Regions from separate parts of the Mus musculus genome. Here regions 1 and 3 are each linked to region 2. Evidence: chromatin contacts called from ENCODE Hi-C or POLR2A ChIA-PET data. All regions are on one chromosome and are shown on one strand. The core of a region is the stretch at or near the end of the contact, and the rest is flanking DNA. Distances in the headings are between cores, read along the strand shown.

What was found. Hi-C counts contacts between places; a loop is a spot of excess contacts on that map. ChIA-PET counts read pairs that join two places held with the same protein, here RNA polymerase II (POLR2A).
Region 1: a loop to region 2 is called in a map of heart, with 2.6 times the contacts of the local background. The contact joins the promoter of Stk16 here to the promoter of Dnpep in region 2. A Hi-C loop is called at or near these places in 3 of 37 maps with a recorded cell type or tissue (T-helper 1 cell, T-helper 17 cell and heart). POLR2A ChIA-PET finds 5 or more read pairs at or near these places in 4 of 5 experiments (Patski and embryonic stem cell).
Region 3: a map of v-Abl transformed pro-B cells shows a loop between it and region 2 (1.8-fold over the local background). The contact joins the promoter of Gmppa here to the promoter of Dnpep in region 2. A Hi-C loop is called at or near these places in 1 of 37 maps with a recorded cell type or tissue (v-Abl transformed pro-B cells). POLR2A ChIA-PET finds 5 or more read pairs at or near these places in 3 of 5 experiments (Patski and embryonic stem cell).

The regions. Positions count from the first base shown.
Region 1 is chr1:75,208,660-75,212,805 of GRCm38, reverse strand. It overlaps Stk16 (serine/threonine kinase 16), which reads right to left and starts at 1,977. Exons shown (of 8, transcript NM_011494.5): 1 at 1,754-1,977; 2 at 1,392-1,566; 3 at 662-881; 4 at 73-206. The coding sequence starts at 1,477. Glb1l (galactosidase, beta 1-like) reads left to right here and starts at 2,051. Exons shown (of 17, transcript NM_029010.2): 1 at 2,051-2,215; 2 at 3,303-3,425; 3 at 3,584-3,750; 4 at 3,969-4,119. The coding sequence starts at 3,366.
Region 2 is chr1:75,315,046-75,319,284 of GRCm38, reverse strand. Dnpep (aspartyl aminopeptidase) reads left to right here and starts at 2,268. Exons shown (of 15, transcript NM_016878.4): 1 at 2,268-2,394; 2 at 2,482-2,575; 3 at 2,656-2,744; 4 at 2,842-2,955; 5 at 3,215-3,340; 6 at 3,536-3,666; 7 at 3,865-3,940; 8 at 4,048-4,155. The coding sequence starts at 2,482.
Region 3 is chr1:75,434,073-75,438,359 of GRCm38, reverse strand. It overlaps Gmppa (GDP-mannose pyrophosphorylase A), which reads right to left and starts at 2,424. Exons shown (of 13, transcript NM_001357170.1): 1 at 2,048-2,424; 2 at 1,522-1,582; 3 at 1,326-1,423; 4 at 6-109. The coding sequence starts at 1,561.

The DNA of each region.
Region 1 (4,146 bases), core at 728-3,227, 110 kb after region 2:
AAACCCCAATTCTCTTGGCACTGCGCTCCCTCCCCACTGGCTTCATCAAATGCATAGGGCCCGCCCACTGACCTGTGTGCATAACCTTTGGCATGAATAGCCTCAAGGCCTCTGCTGATACCCAGCAACAGCGGCAGGATCTGGTCTTCAGTCAGGAAGCTGCCTTGGTCCTTCAGCCTTTCTATCTCATTCCACAGTGTACCTTTCTACAATACAAGTTTCCCTGTGCTGAGACATTTTTCAAGCCTCTACTTCCCAGGACTCTATTTTGTATCTGTCTGCCCACCCTTTTACCATAGCCACTCTTCCTGATCCTTTGGGGGCTTTGTGTGATGTCAAGTTCACAGGGGACCCTATAGTCCTCTGAGCCCCAACTTAAGAATGGCCAAAACTAGCCAGGCAGTGGTGGCGCATGCCTTTAATCCCAGCACTTGGGAGGCAGAAGCAGGCGGATTTCTGAGTTCGAGGCCAGCCTGGTCTACAGAGTGAGTTCCAGGACAGCTAGGGCTATACAGAGAAACCCTGTCTCAAATAAACAAACAAACAAACAAAAGGCCAAACCAGGGCATGTGCTCCTAGAATGTTTATGTTTGCCTGCCCAGAGCCTCTGGTGGGGTTGCACAATGTTACAATCCCCTCTGTAAGTACAGGCTTCTCTGACCTTGAAGAAGGGCAGCAGCAGCCAGGCTTCATGCTTAGCACCTCGTTCTTTCAGAGAGTAAGCCATGAGGCGAAGGATGTTGGGATGCTGGAAGAGGCGATGCATCTCTGCCTCTCGTTGGGCTTCTTCCTGGTCTTGCTGCTCATGGCACAGGATCCGCTTCAGGGCGTAGAAGTGTCCATCATGCAAGCCCTCCACTAGGTCCACATAGCTGAATCCACTGTGGGCCAAAGGGGTCACAGTGAAGGACCATGGTCATCTCTCACATAGCTCGGACCCAGAGGAATTCCCTTAGGGAGGAGTGCCTCTTACACAGAGTGGAAACACTCCCAAGATGTAGCTCTCATATAGTTTCAAGACATTAGGATCTGCGTTTCCCGAGAGCAGGGGCACAGAAATCACTGAGGTTTTGGTCTGAGCATAATGTGTTCAATTAATTTCAAGTCCTCATGAGTCAGGCACTGGGTGACATGCTTTAAAGAATATACTATCTCACTGAGTTTCCACAAGTCCCTCAGCGAGACATTATAATCATCTCCTTTTAAGCAGAAGAAACCACAGTTGACTTAAGGTCACACAAGGTAGATCCAGGAGGCCAGAGTCTAGAATCCACTTCTTGACCCGTTCAGCTAACCGGTCAGGTGGGGTAGACTCTAAGGCTAACACTCTTGCAACTCTATCACTGTCTCTAAACGACCTGGGTCTAGCTAAGTGACGTCCAAACACTCACCCTTCCCCCAATTTCTGGACGAAGAGGTAACGCTTATTGTCAATGATGACAGTTCCCCGGGAGCAGACACACAGTGCGTGGCCCATAACGTCTCAGTCATCCTCTTCAGGGATGGTCTTCCTTCCAGGGAGAGTGGGCTCTTCCAGGCGATGCGGTGGGGTCCCGGCGGGTCATGCTGGAATGGAAACAGCAAGTCGCGGGTTCAAGAACAATCTAGACAGCCACGGAGGTACCAACCAGGAGAGCTCAGGCTCACCTCCAAGAACCCATATTCACGTCTAAAGAAAACTGGCCCTGGCGACTCCAGCGCTAAGAAGGCTGAGTTCTGGCACCCCAAAGCCTCAGGCCACGCTGCGTCTTACCAGGCCGCTTCTTTCAACCCCGGCCCACCTTCGGCCAGGTCCAGCTCTCGCACCCGTCAGGCATGGGGTGGCGGCGCAGGAGGTGCGGGGCTCGAGCCCACCTCTGGCCGAGTCCACCCTCCGTCGCTCGGGAACGAGCACAGGGTCTGCCACTACAAACTCCACACCGACCGGTCTCCGGCCTGTGCGAAGGGCCAGGGACCGGAAGCCCGGATGACATCATCAGTCCGCGTCGAAGTAACGGCCCGCTGTATCCTAGCAACAAGAGGCGGCAAGAGGATGTGGGGACCCGGAAGTGAGAGGCTGGGGCCCGGCTAGACCTGGGGTGTATTGGTTTCTCTATCTCGCCGAGGGTTCCCACTTGGCCCTCAGTAAGGGTCAAGACGCAGGGACTAGTACCAAAGGGGAGCAAAGCAGGGCTCTGCCCGAGGCCCCTAGGACCTCTGTCTCCCAATGTCAGAGGTAGGAGGTCTTATAGCTCCCGCGCGCTGGAGTTAGAAAGTGGCTTTCTACAATCTAGCTTGGAGGAGGGACCAGAGAAGGGCGGGTGCTGACCCTTAGATGCCAAGAGGTCTGACCCCTTAACACTCTCAGGGGTCTAGCCTGTACTCCACTGCCTTGGCTAGTGTCTGTGTCCTTAAACTAGAGTGCCCGTTTCTAAACCTGGTCCTAACAGTCTCCTAGCTGTGTGGCCTCCTGCAAGTTATTTAGTCTTTCAGATCCTCACTTTTCCCAGCTGTAAGACAGTACCTACGGCTAAGTGTCGTGAGTTATGAGGCCAAACTGACTAGTTCCAATCCCAGCTCTACTGAGCTAGTTGTGACTTTGGACAGCTACTTGTTATTTCTAACCTTCATTTTCCTCGTGTGTAAGATGAGAATGAGAGTTATTTCATGGGTTGTTTCAAAATTAAATGAGTTGTCTTTCGTACAACTTTGGAAACAGCCGTATATCAATGTGTGTCAATAAACAGAAATAATAGTATTTTCTACGGCTGTGAAGGCAGGAGAAGTGGAAAATTAGACTTCTAAGCCTATGAACTATGCAGTTTGTTTCACATCTCTTGCCTAGACAGGCAGAATATATTGGAAAGGGGTGTACCTCCAAAAAAGATAGTGACCAGGACAGGCTTCTTGTAACCCCTTTCCACAGCATGATCACTCTGAAGATTTTCTAGGTTTTTCCACTGTTTCTGAATCCGTTTTAACCTTACTGCTCCCGTGCATATAGATTTAACCTGATATGTGCCGGATCCTTTGCTAGTCATGAAGATTTAAGACACCCTGTCAGCCCTCCGAGAGTTCAGTTTAGAAGAGCAGGTTTGTTAAAGCACAGACTCTAATTCTAGAGGTCTGGGGTAGGACCCGAGATTCTGCGTTTCTAACAAGCTCCCAGGTGATGCTAATGGAACTGATTCGGGTTCAGCACTTCGAGAAGTAATATTTTACAAACTAGTGGACCGTGGATGGCTACAGGCAAAGTCCGGGTTAACGGCCTGAAAAGTTGAGGTGGTCTCCGCCCCTTTGCTTGATGTCGGATTCCCTCCCAGGAATCCAACACGTGACGGGTGGGAAAGCCCTCACCGAATAGAAGAACTTTGTAAGCTCAGAAGATGCCACCCGACCTGCCTTCCCTGCTGCTGCGGCTTGTGGTCCTACTGCTGCTGTCCCAGGTAAACCCAAAGGGTCGGACTGTCTGCCTGGGTGTGGGGAGAGGAAAACGGATCCCGCAGTGGAGAAATGGTTAACTACCGACAAGGCCAGTTTTAAAACTTGGCCGACACTGATCCTTACTCCGGACCTCTGCTGAGCCAGGCTTTCGCCCTTGCAGGCAGAAGCTCGCTCCTTCGTTGTGGATCGGGAACATGACAGATTCCTCCTGGATGGGGTCCCCTTCCGCTATGTTTCTGGCAGCCTGCACTACTTTCGAGTACCGCCGGTTCTGTGGGCCGACCGGCTTCTCAAGATGCAGTTGAGCGGCCTCAACGCTGTGCAGTTGTAAGAAGTGCTCGCGAGAGTTTTGTGGAAGCGAGGTTTCCTCTTCCTTAGAATGGGGTTCCCCAGGAAAACTGACTTGGGTTTGAAAGGGTTTAAGCTCCAGGACTCCTCAGGCAAGGGTGAGAAAGAATGGCTCAGAACCTCTTTCTAGCTGCTTCTCTGCAAGTTCTGAGTCTCCTAGGGAACCTTTGGGTCTTGTTAACATCTTCCTTTCTCAGTTATGTGCCTTGGAACTACCATGAGCCAGAGCCTGGGATCTATAACTTTAATGGCAGCCGGGACCTCATTGCCTTCCTGAATGAGGCAGCTAAAGTGAACCTGTTGGTTATTCTGAGACCAGGACCTTACATCTGTGCTGAGTGGGAGATGGTGAGTTAGTTGGGAGAAGGGCAGAAC
Region 2 (4,239 bases), core at 1,019-3,518:
AACAGAACATCATTTTAAACTCACATTTCCTAGGTTGACATGAGACGGGCTTTCATATGTTCATGACTTGGAGTTTAATAGCATCTCTCGCTCTCATAAATACTACTTTTAAAATATGTCTGTACTTTCTGCTTAGTTAATACACAGGACCCCAAATACTTAGTTGGATTCAACGATGCAGAACCCACTCATATGGAGAACCATACCCTGTTTTAGCTATCAGTAGCTTAGAATGTAGCCCCTCCCCCACGTAACCAGACCTTAGAGAACAGATGAGAACATCCTTCCCATGGTCCACTTAGCACTCAGCTTCATACATAATGCGACTTACATAATTATTAATGAGTAATTAATTAACTGTACAAATGAGTAGGGATACAATGATATCTAAAGGATGATTAAGAAGCTACACAGATGTAGTCTGTCACCCACTGAACGGATCTTGAAACTGCCCCCTTTGAAGTGAGGGTGGCAGGACCTTTCCAGAATCTATCCCTGTTCATTTCCATCCCAAGTATAAAAGCAACAGATGCCCCCCACCCCCACCCCAGAGACCTGTGATCCCTGGAAAGACTATTTTTACACTCATGGTAGGTCGACTCTGTTTTGAACCTCAAAGCCACAAGAGTCCTGATCCATCGATGTATGGATGAGTTTTAAGATTGCTATTCAACATTCTTGACATGGAAACATAATATTGGAATTGCCCCCCTCAACTGCTTTAAGGAGTAGAAAGAGCCAGTAGGGGCGGCTCATGCCTGTATCTCCAACAATTGCAAGACTGAGGCAGGATTGCCATGGATTTGAGGCCAGCCTGGGCTACATAGTGAGCTCTGGAAAAGCCTGAACAAAACTGAAATCCTGTCTGAAAGAAAAAAAAAATCATGAGTATCAGAATCAAACCTCAGGGCCACCCAAACAGCTGTGTTGAAAAGGTCACTGACTTCTGTGTTCCTCTGAGACCTACTAAGTAGCATAACATTTAACCAAAGAGGATAGAAAAAAGCCTACGAAAGTCTCTTGCAGTTGTTCTAGGCTCTGCACACTAATTTATGGAGTCATAAGCCCAGCTGTGCCATCCATTTGTAACTAGAGACAGATTACTCTCATAATTCCGTTGTCTACAAAATGCTGACAGTAAAATTGTGAGAATTACATACGATAACGTTTATCATAACATAAACTCATGGAAGTCAGCGGCTGTGCTAACACCACCGGGGCGCTAGAGCGCGCTGCCGCCGCCGCGGTGGGCCGTCCTGCCTGAGGGTGCTCCAGGAGCGGAACGCCTCGCAGCGGCTTCGAGGCCGCTGACAAAGGAAAGGGCGGAGGGGGGGGGGTCAACGCCTGGAGGACTCGACTTGATGGAGGCGGGGCGAGAGAGGCATCAGGGGCGGGGCCTGCCAAGGAAGCCCGGACAGCGGAGACAAGGTCTGGAGAGTAGGCGTGACGGGGCGGAGCTAGTGGCGCAATGAGGGCGGGTCATGAGACGTGGCTCCTAACGGGGCAAAGCTAGTGGAACAGTGGGGCGGGGCGCGGTGTGACTGGAGCTGACTAGTCCACGTGGTTAGAACGCAGCCTGATTGGAGGAAGGCGGGTCGGTGAGGCGGGAGCGGAACCGGAACGCGTCCTGACAGGGGCGGAGCTCTCGGAGTAGTGAGGGCGGGACGCGGCCTGACTGGCACAGAGCAGTCAGCGTGTTTGGAACCAGGCCTGACGGGAGCTGAGCGAGTAGCGGGAGGGGGCGGAACCCGACCGAGGCCTGACAGGGGCGGAGCTCGCGGAGCAGCGGGGGCGGGGCGAGGCCTGGTAGAGGCGGAGTCCCGGTGCGGCCTGACGAGAGGCGGAGCCCACAGCTCGGCGAAGGCGAGGCCTGATCCGGGAGGGAGGAGCGGAGCGTCAGGGGCGGGCCGGAGTCCGGCTCCTGGAGCGGAGTGCGGTGGGGCTATGCAGGTGTGTTGCTGTTGCCGGTCCCGCCTCCACTTCGGCTCGGTGGCAGGCCGCGCGCCCTTTCGGAGCTAAGCTTAAGGCGGCGCTGACACGGGCGTACTCCGGTTTCAAAGTAAAACTGAAACCCTCCGAGGTGGCCTGACCTTCCCGGAGCCGGAAGGGCTGTCTAGTGACTGACGGGGCTAAGGGACAGGTGTAGTGGTGCTTTGATTCCGGACACGGTGGCGCGCCGGCTAGTGGCCTTTCCAGCTTTGAGGTCCTCTTGGAGGCGGGATTTCCTAGCTGGGCGGGGCGTGGATTATCTGATTAGGGGGCGGGCCTTTCCGATCCTGTACTCCAGGGACAAAACTGGGTGGAGGTCCTCTTGCCCTGGGACTGAACCTTTGAGCCGAGAGCGATCGAGCTAGGAATCCACATCTGTCGCCAGTGAAGTCCTCGGAAGCAGAGGTTGAGCCTTGGGGCTCTCATTTCTAGGGGGCTGAAAGAGGGATCCTAGACCCGGCAGCCACCTGAACTCTCCACTTCTCCCTGTAGATGGCTATGAACGGCAGGGCTCGGAAAGAGGCCATCCAGGCCACAGCCCGAGAGCTCCTGAAGTTCGTGAACCGGAGTCCCTCTCCTTTCCACGGTAGGTGACCAGGGTTAGGGAGGCTAGGAGTGGGAGTGACTTGACCAACTTCCATCGCTGAGAGAGCCCTTTTCCTACAGTCGTGGCTGAGTGCCGCAGCCGCCTCCTCCAGGCTGGCTTCCGTGAACTCAAGGAAACAGAGGGCTGGGATATCGTACCAGAAAACAAGGTACTAAGGGATAGCGTGGGGGCAGACACTATTGCAAAGGCCTGTGTCCCGGATCATAAAGCAACTCACGCCCCTGTCTTTCAACTCTCTCCCCCAGTACTTCTTAACCAGAAACTCCTCCTCCATCATTGCTTTTGCTGTGGGGGGCCAGTATGTTCCTGGCAATGGCTTCAGCCTCATTGGGGCCCACACGGACAGTCCCTGTCTCAGGGTAAGAAGTTAGGACTTGTTTGGACTGAAGGGAGGTGTGGGGGGGGGCGGTTGGGAAGAAGAGATCCTGGAGGTAGAGTTTGCAAGGCCCTATCCCAAGGTCCCGGGAAGAAGGTAGACCCGCCCCATGCTCTCATGTTCCCCACATACACTTTCAGCTGTCAACTGATGTGCTATCTGCTCTGTATAACTTACTGCCTGAGTCTCCCTTCCAGATGTTGTCTTTCAGACATTCCCTTTTTTCTCATTCTTACGCTCAGGTGAAACGCAAATCGCGCCGAAGCCAGGTGGGCTACCACCAGGTCGGTGTTGAGACCTACGGCGGTGGGATCTGGAGCACATGGTTCGACCGGGACCTGACCTTGGCTGGACGCGTCATTATCAAGGTGGTATCGAGGGGCTAGGAACTGGGGAGGCTCTCACTTCCGGCAGCCTGAAGCTTGAATGTCTTCCCATTTCTTAAGTGTACCAGTGAAGAGTCCTCGTGGGGAAGAGGGGACATGATTATTCTGGGTTTAGTAAGGGATTTTATCAGCTGGATTTGGGAGGTGCCCAGTTCTGACCTGGCCGGTTGGCCACAGTGCCCTACCTCAGGCCGGCTGGAGCAGAGGCTCGTCCATATAGAACGGCCCATCCTGCGCATCCCACATCTGGCCATCCATCTGCAGCGAAATATCAATGAGAACTTTGGGCCCAACACAGAGATCCACCTGTGAGTCCACATTCGAGCCAGGGTTGTGATGGCTGTGAGGGTGGGATATGGCACTGGGGAACAGAGGACCACCCCTTAGTGGTCAAGTTCCACGTTTGGAAACCAGTTCTATCCATTTGGGGAGTGCGCTGGGAATCAGTCGGAGGACTAGAAGTTCATGGCTGTCCCTCTCCCTTCTCTCAACCCATTTCCCCACAGAGTCCCTATTCTTGCCACAGCAGTTCAGGAAGAGCTGGAGAAAGGGACTCCTGAACCAGGGCCTCTCGGTGCCACTGTAAGAAGCTCCCCTGGCCCGGAGAGGGTGGGCAGAGGGGAGCAGACCAGTCCCCTAGAGGGGCAAAGGATGAGCAGGTCCACCTTCCAACATCCCCTGCCTTACAGGATGAGCGGCACCACTCGGTCCTCATGTCCCTGCTCTGTACCCATCTGGGCCTGAGTCCTGACAGCATCATGGAGATGGAGCTCTGCCTGGCAGACACCCAGCCTGCAGTAAGGAGTGGCTGTAGGCCCTCGTGGTGGGGTCCTCCAGGGTCCCTGTCAGCCATAGCATATCCCCGAAGCTCCTCAGTTAGT
Region 3 (4,287 bases), core at 1,175-3,674, 120 kb before region 2:
AACACCTGACTGGAAGGTTAAACTCCTGCTGGGCAGCTTCCAGGAACTGGGTGAGGGCCTCATCAGGCTGGTAGAAGCCAATGAGAAGAATCTCCTGCATCCCTGGGACCTAGGACAAAGGAAGAGGTTGCCAGAGAAACCTCTGATGGGAACTGGGAAGATCTGGGTACTGGTCCAGAAGTCTAGAGGATAAAGGTTGAACTCTGGTGTGTATCCTGGGTAATCAGCCTTTCTACCCCGCTTTTCTTTTGGACAGTGAGGAAGTTAGAACTCTCAGCTGTGACCTTTCCACCTTTTTTTATAGTCTCCCATGTACCTGGACTAGAACGAACCTTGTCCACCAAGCCACAGTCATGTATAATCCAGTCATCTTTTCTGCCTTTCCTTCTTTGTCACCTCTTCCCACACCCAGCACTGGGAATTGAACCCAAGACCTCACGCATACTAGACACACGCAGTGTCTCTGAGTTGTATGTGTAGCTCGTGTAAGTGTGCCCATGCATATGTGGGGGTACACAAGCCCCTGTGTAAACAACCACATGGAAGCCAAAGGTCAATCTTGGATCTCTACATGGCTCTGTCCTCAGGAGTAGCCCACCTTCTCAGGGTCAGCGCTCACTGGGGTCTGGGACCTAATGATTAGGCTAGCCTGGCTGGCCAGGAAGCCCCAGTGATCTACCTTCTCAGTCCTAAGATGGCAAACCTATCACCAACACTGGCTCTTTAAAAGGGTGATGACAGGGATCAAACTCACAGCCTCACATTTGTGCAAGCAAGCACTTACCCACCAAACCATCTCCCATTATATATTATTCTAAGTTTGGTTCCAGCCTAAGATGACAGGGTCATTTATCAGGGGTCTGCATTGAATTAGGCATTTTACAGCTTCAACACTCTGCACGGGAGGTTTAATCTCCTTTACAGATAAGAAAACTAGAGCTGAAAGAGGTTGAAATTTGGCTTGCTCCAGGTCCCAGCAGGAAGACAGGACTCAGACTCAAACCTTGTCTATCCCAATAATGGAGCAATAAAGAAAAGGAGCTACAGCATAGGTGCTCTGCGCTTTATCACTGATTCCCCCTGCTATGGCTCTAGCTTATTCTTTAAGATCCCTGCCTGGCTTCACATTCCATACTGTAAAACTAAGTGTGAAATCTGAGCAGCAGCAAGAGGCAGGGAAGTCACCAGGACTGGCTGCCCAAAGCAGTGCTCAGACGCCTGTGAATGGCAGCCCGTGGAGCCGTAGTTGGTGGGAAAAGATGGCAGCTGGGAAATGGAAGACAGACACACACCATGAAGGAGAGGGGCAGGAAGTGTGGGGTTACCTGGGCACAGGCTTCTATATGGTGCTGGATCATGGGAACGCCTGCCACAGGAAACAGAGGTTTGGGCACCTCAAAAGACAAAGGCCTGAAGCGAGTCCCTGAGAGGACAGGAGAACGTTTTAGCTTCCTATTTCCTTGTGTCCCAACCCCACCGACCTCTCCAGCCTACCCGCTCCCCTGTCCCCCATCTCCTCACCCTTCTGGGGGCCTCCAATGAGAATCACAGCTTTGAGCATGATGAGCGCTATTACCTAAACCTCAAACCACAACAGAATAATTACAACACATAGTCCTTTCCTAGGATGTAAACACAAAAGTTCAGTATAGTCCCTCCTTGGGCACACAATCACGAAATTCATCCCAATCCAGAACTCAGATGGCTTCAAAACCCTGCAGCCCTCCCTTTTATCTCTAATGACTTCTCTTTGGCCGTGAACAAATTATGTAAACACGGGTACTCAACGGACCCCCTTCTCTGACCCCAGATCTCAAAACCCTGAAACCTCTAGTCCCAGTGCCTTGCAAATGACTGCTTCCTCCTTCTAGCTGTTCAACTCCGAATCCCAGCGGTGAATATGGAACCACAAACCTTGAGTGAGCTCTGGGTATTTAATTTTAATCCTATGAATGCGCCCCAAGTACAGAACTAACATCAATCTGCATTTGATGAGCACCAACCCTAACACCTCTAGGTGCTGACTGTGAATTCTACAACTACCTACATGTGCTCGAATCAAAAGACAGGTTCCGTTGACATGTCAAACGCTGAGCCTACTACTCCAGCCGTGCGCATACCGACCACTGGTGCGGAATCTCTGGATTCCAAAGATTGATTGCTGACCTGGACCCCACAACTGAGTCAGTCCAATAGACGTCAGTTTCTCGTAGCCATTGGTTATAGAACCAACACAAGCGTGGGCATGAGGAGAGAAAGACAGGCCCTGTGAGCCCTCCCTACGTCCAGGGTCCGTCTGCTACACCTTACCCTGCCCACCACCCCCTCCACCATGTAGATCCTTTTACCACTAGCTCCCTTTACGCCAGCTCTGCCGCCTGCCACTGCTTGCTCCTTCCGCGTACGTGTCTCCTTACAACCCGCGAGAGCTCTTTCGCGGGGGCTGCTGGGAATTGTAGTTTTGAAAACGTTCTCTCTCCAACTCCAATAAGACACTTGGGAAACGTGCTGGAAACCTGGTGCGTTCCGTCAAGTCACCGTAGGACAAGGCTTAACTGAGGAGAGAGAGGAGTAAGGATGGGGGCTAAGAAGTTAGGCCTGGAAACTTGAGATTGAGACCTAAGCTTTTCCAGTATGGGCTCAGGGGCAGCGGAGCACTAAGTCACAGGACAATCCCCTGGGTGGCCAGCTTTGGAACAGCCTGGAGGGGCTGAGCCTAGACTGAGCAAAAGAAAAGGAGCAATCACAGTTCCAAAATTTGTCCAGCTGAGAAATTTGACACTGAGAGAAATCCTATTCCGGATGACTACTACCTGTAAAATGAGCTTTCCAGATTTCCTAGTGACTCCAACATTCTGTGACCTTGGCCTGTGGGTCTTGGAATAAATATGGGGGGGGGGGCAGGCAGGGAGAGGAAATGGCGATGGAAAACAAAACAAACAAGCACGAGGAGGATCAGAAGGAAAGCAATTTTGTTTTATTTTTGTTTTTTAGATTATATCTAAGTACACTGTAGCTGTCTTCAGATGCACCAGAAGAGGGCGTTAGACCTCATTAACGAATGGTTGTGAGCCACTATGTGGTTGCTGGGATTTGAACTCAGGACCTTCAGAAGAGCAGTCGGTGCTCTTAACCACTGAGCCATCTCTCCAGCCAGGAAAGCAGTTTTATTAAGCAAGGCAGAAGAGGGTTTGGATCCCACCAGCACCTGGGATCGCAGCCAGGGTAAAAAGGTCTGATGGTCCCTTTCAAGCCATGTCCACCTGAGGAAGCCTTGGGCCATGTCCTGGGGTAGTCCTGGGGAATGGTAAGGCGCTGGTGGTGTTAGGACCAATCTCTACACCCTGGGGAAGGTGTGGAGAGACGGAGGGCAGATCTGTGGGTCAGTTTATCTGTGTGTGTAATGAGCGTTAATTATAAAGCTCATTCTTTGCAGTCCAGTTTCTGGGAACAATACTACACAGGTCCCAGTCTCAGCCCTGCCTTAGCTGCAGATCCTAGACCTCCCTGTCGTGGTCCTCAATGTCCTACCCGTGCTTGGTCTGGCAGACATGGAGTGGGCAGTCAGTGCTGCCATGGCGTCTTTGAGGTCCCTTTTATATCTTAGCATGGACTCAACAAAGGACAGGGGAACCTGACCATAGGACACGAGCATCACCATGAGATGAGGAATATCTGGCCCTAACTCCACACGATGCATTTGAATTCACAGTATGTTATTGGACAGATGACTAGCCTTTACATTTTATCTCTTTCGTTATTAAACAGGACTTATCCCTGTCCCTTTTTCTCTGGGTCAAGTAGAAGATCAAAAGAGATACAGCTCTCACAAGTGCTTCGGAGACAGCTCTGTGTAAGGAAAGCGCCCTGGGTTGGGAGCCAGAAAACTAGATTTTAAATCCTGGCGCACGCACACTGTGACCTTGGGTCCTAGAATCCTAGGATGGGAGCCCCGGGCTGACTTCTCAGTCTGGGTGGGATCAGGACCTGAAGGAAGGGAGGAAATTGCTAGGCTTGTCATGCCCTCCAGTCAGTGTGGAGGGTGGGTTCCTCCTCACTCGGTCTGGACTAGGCCCAGCTACAAATGCACTCCCGCCTGGACACTACCACTGCAGATGCCCACAGGGTGACGCTGTTCTGAACCTAGAGCACATGAGCCTTCCATAAGGATGCCCATGGAATCTGAGCACTGGTTGGCATCGTTGATGCTCTATACTGGTCCAGATGGCCAGTTATCAGTATCTTGCACTCCCAGAGCCACCACTACCTCTGGATCCTTGGAGACAG